2 separate regions of the Homo sapiens genome follow, and region 2 is linked to region 1. The links are chromatin loops, found by intact Hi-C in ENCODE. Cell type or tissue: heart left ventricle. All regions are shown on one strand.

Region 1 (8,000 bases):
AGAGGGCGTTACCAAGAGGAGCTTCTAGGAACTGAGTCAGTCATTGAGTTGCTGCAGGCATGCATTCTTGCCATGTGGACCCTGGATTCTTTCTCATTCTTTCTGGGCTAAAGGTTGGCTTCCAAGTTCCTTTCCACTAGTGCGCCCTCCTGGCGGCTCTTTACAGCCAACTTCACACAAAGGAGGTTTAAACAGCATCTGGCAAGTCTCCCTGGAATTCACAACCAGCTTGCTCCACCCCAAAAATCTACCAAATACTTCAGACAGAACTCAGAGTGGAGGCCCTGCATTTAAAAATGGATCTCTTTTCCTGAGGCATCCACACCTCCTTCTTTTTAGAAAGCACAAGCTCATATTGAAACAGCCATCCCAGAAAAATGTGTGGAGGGGAAAAACAAAACAAAGCAGAACAAACTACAAAACAACAACCACAAAAATATTTGGAGGTCTCCCTGTCCTTGTGTTCCAGAAAGTTCGATATATGGGGATTGCAGTGGGAAGAGCAGTTGCCAGCATTGTGGAGAGACTTCTAGAGACACAGGGGACTTGAGAGTGGGAAATGGCAAGAAAAGTGCCCTGAGCCCCGGCCCAACTTGGCTCTTAAAGAGAACCCCACCATTCATTAACTGGCCCTAAAACCTGCTAAGTGAAAAAGTAAAATAAATGAGCTCATTAAATCCGGAAGGAGGGAAGACCTGGAGGCTTAACCAAGGAAATTCCCAACACCCACTTAGAAAAACAAGGGGGTTTTAGGCTCAGTTAGATTCATGGCCAGGAGTGGGGGCTGGCCCCCAAACAAGGAGGTTGAGTCATGCTGAACCACCATGCAGAGCTCGGCCATTTCCAGCTCTGCAAACAGGAGCCTGGATAGGGAGCTGCTGCTGCTTGTAGTGTGGCGGGGATGGTCAGTGTGGTTTACCAACTCAAGTGGTCCACATCCTTAGTCAAACTCATGGGGAAATCAGTTGAGAAATATAGTGGGAAGTTCCAGGAGCATGCAAAGTTCTTGAGAGAATTATGACTTCAACCCAGACTGCGGTAACTGCCTGTAACAAATACAGCCTGAGATTCGGCTTAATAAAGACTGTTCATCATGTACCATCCATTCCTCCCCGATTTATCACTCACTTCCTGAGGACCATCTATGTGCTGGCGCCATGCTAGATGCTGCCCTTTCAGGCCTAACTTGTTAGTATTGCTCCCATCGACCAGTCCAAGTTCCTATTCATGGTCCCTGCTTCACCCATGACCATAGCCCTCTTTGGTTGTGGGGTTCTGCAGATTCCCTTCAGATCTCCTTGTTCTTGAATGAGTGGAACTCTGATGATTCCTGGCATCTGCTCTCGTCTTGGGTAAAAGATTCCCCTCCAGGTGTGGCAGCCCCAGGCCTACACAAACAATGACTGTACCTAGAATAATACCTGCTGTACTGATGCATGGGCAAGAACAATGGGAATGCTGAGGAGAGAGTGCCTAACCCCATGTGTGTGTTTGCTGGGAGGCATCAGGGGAAGAAAGCCTTGTCCAGAAAAGGTGGCTTGTCAGACTTTCTGCAGGGGGATCAGCGTGAGAGGATGAAGGCACGGAAATGTCACGAGGACAGCCAGATGAACAAGAAACCCACCCACTGCCAAGGAAAACATATGGTCAGGTTTACTCTGTGCCCTTTGCTCCTACCCACTGATTCTCTTTCCCCAGGGGCTGCACGTCAGATCCATTTTCATGACTGACATATTCAAAGTTATCATTTGTCGAAACTTGAAATCTCACAAGGAAATCTCCTATCTGGTGAGATCCATTCCCAACTACCTTCTCTTTGCCTTCCTCTTCCAACATGGACACCATTCTCAGAGGCAACATTTAATTGTGAGAAGAGAATGAGTTTTAGAGTCTCAAGATCTTGAATCCCAGCTCGGCTAATAACTAGCTGTGTGACATTGGACTAGTTACTTAACCTCTCTGAGCCACGTTTTCCTCGTGTGTAAAATAGGTATAATAATATTTTCCAAATGGTGTGGTCATGAGGATTAGAAATAACAGATATAAAGTGCTCCTCAAAATGCTTTGCATATAGCTTATGTCCAAGGACGGCAGATCATGTTATCTGATTGTGAGCTGGATTGTCTCACCCTAAGAACCCTCTGCTCCCTTCAGTGACTGGCTGCTACTCAGCGAAGGAGGGATGTGGCTTAGTGCCTGTCATGACAGCTGGGACTCTCTGTGACTTCCATCTCTGATGCAAAAACACTGGGTTCTCCACTCTGCATCTCCATGGAGTTTACCCTTTGCTCTTAGAAGCTTTAAAAACTAATTGTCATGCATGAACAAGCTCTTGGAATCCAAAGTCACTTCCTTAACAGTCAGAAAGGTCAGCCTCCTACACGGCTTTCAAATGTGCTCCCAGAGGTCTACTCTGAAGGTCAGGGCTACCGACTGTTCTAGATTTCAAAGCATGTTAGACACATTGTTACTCTCTCTAAGGCAAGTGACTTACAAGAGGGGTGCTTGCAAAAGATTTAAAAATTAAATCTGTAGTCCCCTTTCCTGGTAAGAATAGCGCCAGCTTCTTTGGCTTGTAGACCAGAGGGAAAACCAGCCTGGCTTCCATGAGGGGTGCTAACCTGGGGGAGAGGAGAAGGGGCGGGGAGGAGGTCGAGCACCCTGGGATCCCCTAAGAGGTCACTGACGGTATTTTTCTCAGACGTCTAGATGGATAGCAAGTAGCTCTGTTGTCCAGGAAGGGGAGGGGGTAACAGGACCCTTTGTGTTTTGAGTTGAAAACAAAGGATCCCTGGGATTCATGGGAGCCTGCGCTGCCCTGGGGCTCCTGGGACGAGCTGGCACCTGGAAGGCGGCTGTGAAAGAAAACTGGCGGCAGAACTCAGCTGAGCTGCAACCTCGTGAGCTCAAGTGGGGGGTCACCCCTGGCTGAGGTTACCACTGAGGGAATGGGGTCATCCTCCCTAGAGAACCTCGGCGGCTGTGCGGGGATACGGACAAAAGCCGCTTTGTGGAAGACTGTGGGACCGTCCAACGGCGCCACCGTGTGGCGGCGCCGGGCAGCGGCAGACAGCGCATCCCGGTTCTCACACACACCTGGACCTTCTAAGACAGGTGAGTCTCGAGGAGATGCTGGTTTTCTGATCACTACTTGCTATGCAATTTGGAAAAATGAGAGAGATTTGCTCACATTTTCACTCCAAGTGTGTGGAGCAGCTGAATTTAGTCCCAGGCAGTAGTAGCCCCACGCTAAAAATTGATGACTTAAAGACAATTCAAATAGAATGAAATAAAGACTGCTTGAACATTAGGGATGTCCAGGCCCTGGGATGTTTCCAGGCTCCTGATTCAAAGAACAAGTGTCGTGTGAGCAAATGAGTGAACGAGGAAAGGAGTGAGTGAATTGAGACTTTCTGAATTGCCATCGGGAACCCTGTTAGGGTTTTCATTCCCACTGCAGATCTGTTAGACAGGACTTTCCCTGCCTCCACCAAGGCACAGGTATGTTCGAGTGTGAGACGGCTCAAAATATGTACAATTCACAAAAAAATTTCCAGGAACAGCTTAAACAATACTTGAACACTGTCCCCTACTTGAGAACATAGAAGGATCTGTATAAGCATCCATAGAGGAGGGAAGGGAGGGGAGCTGTGAGAGGTTCTTTGGAGTGCACTGTTGCCAAGTCCCCACTTCCCTTTGGAGGAGTGTGGAGGGAATGCCTCCTTCACTCAAGCCTAGTGAGGGGGCTTCCTTGGGAGCAGTAAGCGGCCTTGCACTGTGTTCCCACAGGCTGGGGACACAGAAAATGCGTGTCTGACTCACATTGAGATGACTGAGAGAGTCTGTGCAACGGGATAGACAATACTTCTCTGGAACTGGGCTGCACTCCCAGAATTCTTCAGAACAGGGGTGTGTGTTTCCCAGACCACGAAGAGGTGGGAAAGCCAGATGGTGCAGTTGCAAGACCTGCCTAAGAGCACAGCCTGGGGAGTTGAGGGGCCCCCAACAGTGAGATTCAGTGCTGAATGGGCCATCATTGAATCAGGGGTTTAGGAGTAGAGGAAGAAGACATCCAGAAGGCTGAACGCACTGCCCACATCACAGAGCTGTGGTCAGAGGCACCGGCAGGGAGCCTCTAAAGAGCCCAGGAATGCACCACTGGAGAAGAAGCCAGCTTCAGATATCGGCCTTGCAAGCAGGCTCCATCAGACACAGGTCCCCACTGCAAGAGACCCTGCCCTTGTTCCCTAATGACCTTGCCTCCAGCCTCATTGCCAACCTTCTTTAGCAAGTTTGGGGAACATGAGCTGAGAACGAGATAAGCTGACCATTGTGTCTTCTCAGAAAGCAGGGTTTTCCATGCCTTCTCTCCAGCTGGAAGGAGGGGACGAGACTGAATGGTAATTTAGGTTCCCAATTAAGAGACAGGGTCCTGTTCTGTCACCGAGTGGTGTAATCATAGCTCACTAAAGCCTTGAACTCTTGGGCTCAAAGGATTCTTCCACGTCAGCCTCTCCAGTAGCTAGCACTACAAGTGCATGCCACTGCGCCTGACTAAATTATTATTACTTTGCAGAAAGGGGTTTCATCATCTTGCCCAGGCTGGTCTCAAACTCCTGGACTCAAGCAATCCTCCCACGTTGACCTCCCAGAGTGCTGGAATTACAGGTTCAGCCAGGTTCTGAGTTCTTACTATTACACAAACTAGTCTTTTATAGACTATTTGCAACTAAGTAACTGCAATATTGTTACAACCTGATTGTGAGCAGAAAAGCCAAGAGTCCAGGGCAAATACATTTTGAAAGGACAGTAGGAGGCCAAAACTAAAGATGGGTTTTGATTAGGACACACTTGCGTTTGTTCAACATTCAGGTTGTGGTATGTACAACAAATCTTTATCTGGAATTTTGTCTGTGCTGAGGCTTTGAAGGACAGAAGAGGAGAAGGAGAAGATAGATCCCCTACTTTACCACCACCGTCCTCCAACCATCTCCCACCACCATCCTCCAACCATCTCCCACCACCATCCTCCAGTCATCTCCCACCACCATCCTCCAACCATCTCCCACCACCATCCTCCATCATCTCCCACCATCACCCTCCAACCATCCCCCACCACCATCCTCCAACCATCTCCTACCACCATCCTCCAACCATCTCCCACCACCATCCTCCATCATCTCCCACCATCACCCTCCAACCATCTCCCACCATCTCCCACCACCATCCTCCAACCATCTCCCACCACCATCCTCCATCATCTCCCACCATCACCCTCCAACCATCTCCCACCATCACCCTCCAACCATCTCCCACCACCATCCTCCAACCATTTCCCACCACCATCCTCCATCATCTCCCACCATCACCCTCCAACCATCTCCCACCATCACCCTCCAACCATCTCCCACCACCATCCTTCAACCATCTCCCACCACCATCCTCCAACCATCTCCCACTACCACCCTCCAATAATCTCCAACCACCATCCTCCATCATGTCCCACCATCACCCTCCAACCATCTCCCATCACCATCCTCCAACCATCTCCCACCACCATCCTCCAACCATCTCCCACCACCATCCTCCAACCATCTTCGTGGTACCAGCCCCTCTCCAGTGCCTCATGTCTCCCCTCTGCTCACAGCCTGCCCTGCCTCTGTAGCCTCTCTAGCATCCATTCCTCTCTGACTTAGCTCCTTCATCCTCCCTACTGCTGCTGGGACAGATCAATCAGTAATCACCATCATCTGAAGTCCGTCTTCCCTCCCACCTCTCATCCTGTCCCTGCACAGAGTTGGGACCCTGCCATTATCTTCATGTTACAGGTGAGGGAGACCGGATCTTCTACCCAGGGTGGGCAATGACTTATGAATGCCGATTAGTGGTGTCAGAACTACAAAGGGTGTCTCTGGCTTGGGGTATATTCACTTAACAGAACACATTCCATTATTAAATCTTCTCTATCAATTGTTCTACTTCTCAACTGTTCACATTTCTTCAGTTATCAACCGTAGCCCTCGCATTTCTAACTCAGCACAGTGGGACGGGGTCCTACCCTGCACAGCTGAGGCATGACTTGCAGTTTAGAGATGAGGCCGCGGAGAAGGGGAGAGAATGAAGTGCCTTTCTGAAGCTCCTCCAGACCTACAAAGGCTCTTCTGCTCCTGTGTTCCATGTCCTAGTGAATGGTCACACTCTTACACCCAAGGGCCCAAGCCAGAACCCTGAGAGCTGTCATAGCTGCTGCCTCTGTCTCTTACCCCTCACATCATCAGCATCCTTGGATTCCCTCCCTTCCTCTTAGTTTCTGCTGCTTCTGCCTCAGCTCAGACCTCACCACTTTAACAAATACAGTAGCTCCCAAATGTTCTCCCTATATCAAATCTGCTCCCCTCACCCATCTGGCTCCCCATTCCAAGGAGTGTCCTTCCTAAGCATTCACTCAATATGCATTGACTGAGCAATCCTATCTGTTGGGCACTACGTGTATCAATGTCTAGTCGAGATGCAGGGGCCATGCCAGGGAGTTCAACAGAGGAAACTGAATACAAAGAACTAGTTACAATGGTGTAGGGAGAGCTGAAAAGCCAAGCAGGAGACAATGAGGCCAGAATTGGCAACAGCAGAAGCCCATTAACATCCCCAATGCTAAAGGGACAAAAGGAGGAAGATGGTGTTGTCAGAGCTGGAAGCAGTGGCCACTTGGCAGGAGCTTGAGCCTTGGAGACAGGGGTTGTCCAGTAGGAGCTGGAGCCTTAGAGGAGATGCCGTCATTGTCAGTGGTGCCTCTCGAAGCAGAGCAAAGGGGAGAGAAATACTCTGACCTTTCCCTTCCTCCCACCAGCACCTCCCATTGGCCAAACCCAGCAGGAAGCCAACCTGCAAGTGATCCTGGGAAATGTAGCTTGCAAGGGTGAGCCTCTGTGACGCAGAGCAGAGAAGCTGCGGGGATCTGAAAGCAAACATGGTCTTTCCAGGACATGCTCTGTGCTGGGAACTGGGGCGGAAAAAATCAAACTGGACAATCACAGCCCAAAGACACCCATAAGCTATACCAATAGTTCCAGTGCAGTGTGGTAAGGGATTAGGGATCTATGTGGTGCTGGGAAGGGCCTGCGGGGGGGGGGGGGGGGGGGGCAGATAAATAAAGATTCTCGGAGGGGGTGACATCTGAGCTGAAATGCAAAGGATGAATCAGTTAACCAGATGAAAATGAGAGTGGGTTTGGGAAGGCCATTTTAGGGTAGAGGATGCTTGAAGACAAGGGACAGAGAAAGATCACGACTTCTCCACAAGGAATCCTTTGGTGGCTCCTCATTGTGTATAGGAGAAAATCTAAGACCCTCTCCAGGTAGTAGAAGGCCCTGCTGTCTCCAGCCTCAGCTCCACCTCCAGTCTACCCCTGAGACTCTAGGCGCCCTATACTTCTGTCTGTGGACATAGTGCTCACTATTTCTTGTCGGTGCCTTTGCACAAGCATTTCTCACTTGTTCCCTGGTAAAGCTCAGCTCAAATGTCAACTACTCTGTGAACTTTTCTGATGTCCCTAAGTGAAGTTATGATCCTCTAAGACCTTTGTACATTGCACTTACACATGTATTTATGGATTTGTTTCTACAGCCGACTGCTTCCAAGGACCTATAAATAAGGTCCTTGAGGGAATGCCTTCATGTTTACCCTATGTATCCTTCATGCCTGCAAAGCACATGGCACAAAGTGGCACTCAGAAAATTGGAAGAGGGTGGAGAAAGGAGGAAGACAGGCAAGAAGCAGCCAAGGTATGTTGATTTCAAGGTCATACCACTGCAACTTTTGAAAATATTCATGTTTATGTTGGAACACAGAGAACTTTTCGAAGTTGTATTAAGATGTAAACACACCACACTTTTGTGAATATAAATTTCATCTTCGATGTAAATATTCTATGGTTTCCTTCAAGGTTATATTGCATTTCACAATCTACCCACATAGCATGACGAACTCGCCCTCAGGGAGAT
Region 2 (8,000 bases), 150 kb before region 1:
TATCATTTTTATGGTGAGATATTTCAAATTTAGTCTTAGTTACTTTGAAATATACATTATTATGGATTATAGTCACTCTGCTGTGCAATTGGTCTCAAAACCTATTCCTCCTGTCTATCTGAAACGGTGCACCCTTTGATCAACAACTCCCATTCCTTCCCTATTCACCAGCACCCACCCCACAGCCTCTGATAACCACTGTTCTACTCTCAATTTCTAAGACTTCAACTCTTTCAGGTTCCACATTTAAGTGAGATCATGTGGTATTTGTCCTTCTGTACCTGACTTATATTTCACTTAGCATAGTGTCCTCCAAATTCATCCATGTTGTTACAAATGACAGGATGTCCCTTCCTTTTTTAGGGCTGAATAGTATTCCACTATGTATAGACACCACATTTTCTTAATCCATTCATCTACTGATGGACACTTAGATTGTTTCCTTCTCTAAGCTATTGCGAATAGTGCTGCAATGAATATGAGAGTGCAGGTATCCCTTTAATATATTGATTTGAGTTCCCTTAGATATATGCAAAGAAGTGGGATTGCGGGTTCATATGGTAGTTCTATTTTTAGTTTTTAGAGGAAACTTGAATACCTTTTTCATAACAGTTGTATTAGTTTACATTCCCATTAATAATGTATAAGAGTTCTCTTTTCTCTCTATCCTCACCAACACTTATCTTTCATCTTTTTGATAATAGCTATTATAACAGGCATGAAGTGATAACTCTTTGTGGTTTTAATTTGAATTTCCTCAATGATCAGTAATGCTAAGCATTTTTCCCCAGAAATGACAAATATCTGGGATATCCAACAAGCTTATTTTATTCCTCATGAAAATTTACTATATTTATCTAATCCCTGATTCCACTAGGGCTAAATGTCATAAATATCTCATTTATTCAGGACTTCACTTCCCCCATTAATACAAGAAAAAGAGAGAGCTATACTATCATATATTTATTAATTCATTCACATGTTTGAATATCTTCACATTTATTAATTTATACAACAACTATTAATACGGTTTTATTTCCTTCAGTGCCAGGAAAGCAAGGTGAGTAAAACAGAATAGTGGTTAAGGAGATACAGTCACATAAGGGAAGCAGACTTTCCAATAAATATCTCTACACTGGAGGCAGATACATATTCAGAAATGGCACTGTGGAAAGAGTGAAGGGCAGCAGTGGGACAGGACACTGCTTGGAGAAAGTGGCACGTGGGTTTCAAGGGGTGGGAAGTTGTTTGGCATGCTTCTAAGCAAGGAAGAGCTGTCTAGAGTGAGGGACACAAACAATGCAAGGGCATTAGACCATACAGTGGATTTGGGAGAACTCAAAGGAGTCTCATACTGTGCAGAGGGGGCCGAAGAGGTAACCAGGAGCAAGGCAACAAGTTAAGACTTTGTCCTGAAGGGGATGAACAACAGGATGGAGTGAGAGAATTGAATAGCAATGAGGGCAAAGTTGAGAAGATAAATTTAGAAGGGAAAAATGATAATACCTGGTAACTAACTGGGCATGGGATTGAAAGACGAGATCAGGATGCAGCTCATATTTATGGTTTGGGATCACAAGTGCATGGTGAAGCGATGGGGTCAAAGAACAAGAATGAAAACGGAGGAACAAGGAGTGAGGTGGGGATGAGAAATATTGAATTCAAGAGGGAAGTTGTTTCCTCTATCAAGAAAGCAAAATAAATCAGTGAGGAGGCCTGTCACTGGAATAAAAATTTTGTTTTGTCAGCATAGCAATGTCCTGCATATCTTTTTTTTTTCTCTTCTGGTTTATGTAGAAGAAATGAAGGAATTCTGGAGGATTTTCAGAAGACTGGGAAATGAGTTTTTCTCATCTGAAATACTTGGAGGCAGCCAAAGTGAGATAGAGGGGAAGCCACTGCTGATGAGTGGCCCACAGGCTGAAGGAAAACTGCTGAAAGGCTGATGGTGCCGTGCTCCAAGGGATGATTAAAAAACTTAGCAATCTAATTACCATCTGTGTGTGAGGCTCAGTTTGAGATAAGTGCAAAAACATTTCAGGAACAGTGAGAAAGGCAAAGGTCCCTTTAACTATGAGATTTGCTCTCAGTCACAAAGGCTTGGTGTAACATTAAGAGTCCTGTTTTAATAGAATTCTATTTTTTATTTGAAAAATGAGAAAAATAGGCTTATACATGCCTTACTGCCCCTGGAATAAGCAAAAAGACAAGAACAGAAATTCTGATAAACTGAGAGGTTAAGTTTGTTTTATTTTAAAGCTTGATTTTACAAAGCAGAATTTAGGATTTAAAAGGAAATATCATTACATGTATATACATAAAATTTACTTTGTAGTAGAAGTTCTCTTAATCAGCCTCAGCTAATCAGCAGATAAGCCAATATTCTGATCCTCTCTGTAAGAATCCTGACCCATGCTGCAGCTGTTTGTTTGCTCTATAGAACACCCTGGCCCTTGGCACCTCCCCCCCACCGCCCCCGTTGAGCTGTGTACTTAATTACCGAGAATATTTGTTCCTCATTCAACTCTACTGTTATTTTATATGCACTGTACTTAAATATTCCACAATCTGAACAATGTGATTGCAAAAAGAGTCGAATGCTTTAGAAAGACTTAATAAAGACAAATTACTTTTAAAAAATGAATTAGGTTGAGTGAGACAGCTATAAATGACCAAAAGGAAAAGTAAACATCTAGATGGAATATATATTCAGATTTTTTTTTTTTTTGCAAACAACTTTTGGTTCTCGTTCTACTTCATAGAAATGAAAACTGGAAATCACAGATAATGTATTCTAAGTATGACCTAAGCAATAAAGACCATGTAGAACTCCAGTCATAGGACCTAAGTTGCAAAACCCGTATTTTTATATTAAAGATTTTCATGTGAATATGTTTATATTTTAACAAAATGTTTTATTATTTTACACAAAGGTGTGCACTTTATGTCATTCACCTTAGCCAACATTTGGATTACCTGTCCACCTTGACAGGTAATCTACAGATGAGAGAATATCTGCTCAACTACTTTGTCCATCCACTCATATAGCATCAATTATCATCAAAATACTGATGTCTCCAAAATCTGTATCTCTAGGACAGATTGCTCTTCTAATTTAAGATAGACTGCATATTGGATCTCCCCACTCCCAACCTGCATCTCCTTATGCATTTCTTGTCTCTAGGGGCCCAATATCACCCACATGTAAGCTTCATCTCTGATTTCCTCTTCACCCACCATTGCCACTGCAGCATCTGATCAATTCCTGAGGGGTGTGTGTAAGCAAGGGGGAATGTGGATTCTTATTTGTTAAGAACCCTTCACGTCTATGTAGTTCTATTTAGCCACACTGCCACTGTCCTATTTCCAGCCATTGTCAACTCTCTCCTGGAATCCTGCAACAAGCTCCTAATTGATTTCTCTGCTTCAACCTTCTTCCAATTCAAATATTTTAATTAAAATTGTGGTTGCCTCCTTTGAATGGGTCAACTTCTCTTCTGTTCCCACCAGCTTCTCACTTACAGATCTACCTGTTCCCTGGAGACTTTGAAGATTTTGACCCTTTGTGTCAGAATAAAGTCTAGACCTAGCATAAAACTTAGTCAGTGTGTATCCAGCTCACCTCTCCAGCATAGTTTCTACTGCATCCCGTTATTCTAGTTACTCTGAATAGAAAATGGTCATAATATACCCTGCTTTTTCCTATCTTCCAACCCGTGAACATTCATTTCCCCTGCATGGCCAACACCTGATTTATGGATTTAAAAACACGGCAAAGGAGAGCAAGCTATAGAAAGGTAGAAAGGCTACAAACTTTCTCCTCAGACAAGGCATTAGAATGGCAACCCCGCATTAGGAAGCCACAGAAATTAGCACCTATCTGTGCAGAACCCATGCATAGCCTGAATCTACCATTGAATTTGCTTTAGAATAAACTTCTCCATTAGGTAACCAAGTTAAGGGCACTATAACCTTGCCTGCTGGCTTTGCATCAGTTTTTCACATCACTGCAATGAAAAAGCTGACAACGGTCTGGTGTTGTGTGGGTCATCAACATGATGTGTCATGGCAACACTTATCCAACCGACTGCTTTGTCAAAAGTTACAGGAAAACAGAGAAGAGGCAGATACTTGGTGACAACTCGTCCTAGGGCAAGATAAGATGTATTACAAAGTCACTTTAAAATATTGAAGATGTAAATTACCTTTTTTTCAATATAGAATGTAAAAACTAGTTTTCTTCGTTCTAAGTATGGGCAGCAGTTGTGTATCTGCCCAGTAGAGGGAGGTCTCTCACCTGCTTACAAAAATAGCATTCAATACATAGTCATGCTCAAATGTGCAGGAAAAAAAAAAGATTTCAAAAACTTGAAAAAGGTTTGAAATAAAATCATGCCAAGGATTATTGGCATGATAATGGGATGCAGAAGAAACTAGTGGAGAGGTGAGCTGGGTACACATTGAATAGATTGTATGCTGAGTCTAGACTTTATCCTGACATAAAGGGTTATAATCTTAAAAGCCTACAGGGAAGAGGTAGATCTGTAAGTGATTGAAACAGCTGGCAGGAACAAAAGAGAAGTTGACCCACCCCAAGGACGGTTATTGGTGACTTGAAATCTGACTAAGATAACAAACAGAAAAGGAAAATAGATCATAGTAATACTCTTGGAGATTATTACGAAGTTCTCTTTGGTCCAGACTGCCTGACTTATAGAAAGATGTTAATATATGGCCCAGTCTGAGCATGGAAAGTCTAGTGAAAAACTCAGGCTCTCCATCCTGAGCAGTTAAGCTAGTGAGATATAGAAGATGTCTACCTTCAAAGATGGAGGTGGTTGATCACATTATTTTGCTATAGAATACATCCTGTGAATAAACATTTTGAGTGATAACAAGTGATCCAGTGAATAAAGATTTTGACTGATAACATCTCAACTAGAACCCAGGATTCTGAACCTACACAACCTACAGAACCCCACATTCAATATGAAGAACAGGCCAAGCAAACACAGGCTCTTTTCTGCTCCAGTCATGTGACTTCTTTAACATGGTCTCCTGATAATTAGGCTGACTTCAGGGAGTTCCAAACCAAAGTTTAGAACAAAACAAGGCAGTGGCTTTCCTAGTTCTTTCCCCCAAAAGATAAAACTCTAATCCAACCATTAGGTGCCATGCTTCTCTGATGACAAATAAAGGTGAGCCAAACAAACAGTAAGCCCATGGAAAACACACCTTCAAAATAGCAGGGAAATCACTGCTCCCTAAACATGGGGCAGAGCTTGTCCAAGCCACTAGGTGCCACCGCACAGCAGCACAAATGGACTTTTCATAGTCTTATTTAAAGAAAGTGTTTCAGAACTGAACCAAAAATTGGATAGGGTCTAACACATGAAATGAAAACTACAAATAAAAGTAGTAATATTGCCAAATGCCTATATGGTACTTGCTATGCCCTAGGCTCTATTCTGAGAGCTTCTCTCATACTGACTCATTTGCTCTTCAGCATCCCTGTGGTACTGTTATTTCCATCTTCATGTTACAGTTGAAGAAACTGAGTCACAAAATAGTTATTTTGCTAGTAAATGATAGGGTCAAGATTGGAACGCAAGTGTCTGCTTCCTGAGTCCTTGATTCTGGATGGCTAAGCCAGGAGAGATCCAGAATTGTGACATTTCTCTAAATAAGTGCATCTTTCATTTAAATGTCTACAAAATGTAGTATTGTCTCAACCAGAAAACTGTCCTCCAACTCGACTCTTACAGTTACATATAAATTACATTTATTAGCAATGTAGTATATTTAGTAAAGTTTGATGTAGTAAAGTAGGAGAGGCTAGGTCCTGTGAAAGTTTTAAAGTAGCTCTGAAGCCAGGTCCTCAGAGCTGCAAGAGCTTTGTTGGAGAACCTGAGAAGAAGGTCCTGGAGAGCCACAGGAGTGAACTCACTGCTCAGACTCAGGGCCTCCGTGCAAGCACCATCTCTTGCTCCATAGGCCAATAACATTCTTGCTGACCACCCTAGACCAAGGGTTGGCAAACTATTTCTGCAAAGGTCCAGCAAGCTTTGCAGACCATTCCGGCTCTATGGCAATCACTCAACTCTGTCATTGTAGTGCTAAAGCATGTACAGCTAATACATAAATGGATAGGCATGACTATGTTCCAAGAAAACTTTATTTATGAACATTGAAGTTTGAGTTTCATATAATTTTCATGTATTAGAAAATATTATTCTTCTTTTGATTTGTTTCAACCATTTAATTTGATTTTTGATATGTTACAAAAATTTTGATCTGTTACAAAACTATTCTCAGCTCATGGGCTGTACAAAGACAGGCAGGCATGATTTGGCTCTGGGGCCATGGTGCGCCTACCTTTGTCCTTCATGGAAATCAGGAAGGAGGAGGTGACAGATGGGGAGGAAGAAGCCTGAGCGCCACCTACAGGCCAGAAAATCTAATGTTACTCCCAGGATAACCATTTTGGAAAGTCAAATCATTTCTGTGGTTCCCAACCGTGGAAATACAACAGAATTATCCAGGGTGCTTGTTAGAAATACAAATTTTTAGGCTCCACTGCCAGAAATTCTGATTCAGTCATGTGGTTAGGTGAGGAATCTATTATTTTTAAAGCAGCTCATTGATTTAGGCAAGAGGTCTTCAAAATGTGGTTTGCACTCTGGGGAAGTATAGATATAGCCACTAAAGTATGGAAAGAAAATAGTAGAACTGCTTTCTATATAATTATTTGTCAATAAAAAGCAAGAAGAAAATGAAGTTTTATAAATACTTCTCACATAAGTTGACACTGGCTCCTTCACTGGGTCTGTGTGTCAGTGGTCATTGATCACAAACAATACATGAGGAAATTCTACAATGTGGAGGAACTGGTAGAGGCACCTTCACTCCTGTTTCCTGTCAGTGTACTACATAAGAAAAAAGGCCAGGACCAAGAATGACTGAGACAATTCTGAAGAAGAAAAAAGGAGATTTATCTACCAGATCTCAAAACTCATCATAAAGCTATGTTAATTAAGATTGTAGTAATGGTGCAGGGATAGACAAATAGGTCAGTGGAATAAAATAATCATGTAAAAGATGATGGACTACTCAATCCATGATACTGGGGAAACTGGTTACCTCTAAATGAGAAATGAATGTAGATCCCTAATTCACTTCATCAATAAAAATGAATTATAGGATAAATAAAGTATGAAGAATACAAATATTAAACTTTCAGAAGAAAATATCTTTTTGGTTTCAGAATAAGGTAAGATTCTTAAATAAGACATAAAAAGCATGAATTGTAAGGGGAAGGACTGATAAATCTGACTCCTCTAAAAGAAAAACGTATTTATGTTAAACAAGAAGCATCACAAACGTAATTAAAATTCAAGCCATGAAGCAGGAGATTTACAAAGTATATAACCAATAAAAGATTGTAGCTAGAATTTGTAAAGAATTACCACAAATCACTAGAAACAAACAAAAATACGCAGTAGGGGGAAAAGGAAAACAATAGGAATGGGTAACTCATAGAAGAGGAACTTACAGCTAAAAAGCCAATAAATACAGGGAAAGATGTTTAATATCATTAATATCAGGGAAATGTGATTTCAAATAACAAGATACCAAGTCATATACCAGATTGTGACTAGATTAAAATAGCTGATAATATCATGTGTTGTCAAAGATTGGGAGATAAGGGAACCCTCCTATGCAGATGCTGAGAGTGTAAGCTGGTATAACAATTTCAGACAGAAATTTAGCAATACTTGTTAAAGTTGAAGAGGCACAAACCTACAGCCTCAAATTCAACTTCTGGAAATATACCCTAGATAAATTCTCATACATGTTCCAAAAGAAGATATATAGAAGAATTTTTCGTAGCAGCACTGTTTGTAACAGAAAAAAAATAGTTAAACATAAACGTGCATGAAAGGGAGAATGAATAAACTGTGGTCTATTAGAAAGGACTTTTTAAACTGAGTGAATCAGAG

The links. A loop is a pair of places that touch in the nucleus more often than their neighbours do. Peaks named below come from ENCODE experiments on the same cell type or tissue, not always from the same donor. Only the 100,000 strongest peaks of a DNase experiment are listed, where the experiment ranks them.
Region 2: it touches region 1 in a loop (13-fold over the local background); 77 of 110 quality-filtered maps call a loop at or near these places.

The regions. Positions count from the first base shown.
Region 1 is chr2:75,606,228-75,614,227 of GRCh38, forward strand. LOC124906026 (a long non-coding RNA gene) reads left to right here and starts at 2,437. Exons shown (of 3, transcript XR_007087115.1): 1 at 2,437-3,114; 2 at 7,624-7,781. In heart left ventricle, CTCF peaks have their summits at 3,047 (motif pointing left) and 3,255; a DNase peak (open chromatin) is centred at 2,964; H3K4me3 peaks cover 248 bases; H3K27me3 peaks cover 3,316 bases.
Region 2 is chr2:75,460,471-75,468,470 of GRCh38, forward strand. No RefSeq gene overlaps it. Among named protein-coding and RNA genes, the nearest start is that of EVA1A-AS, 60 kb to the right of the region's middle. In heart left ventricle, CTCF peaks have their summits at 4,279 (motif pointing right), 5,301 (motif pointing right) and 6,448 (motif pointing left); no DNase peak of the experiment used is centred here; H3K27me3 peaks cover 2,199 bases.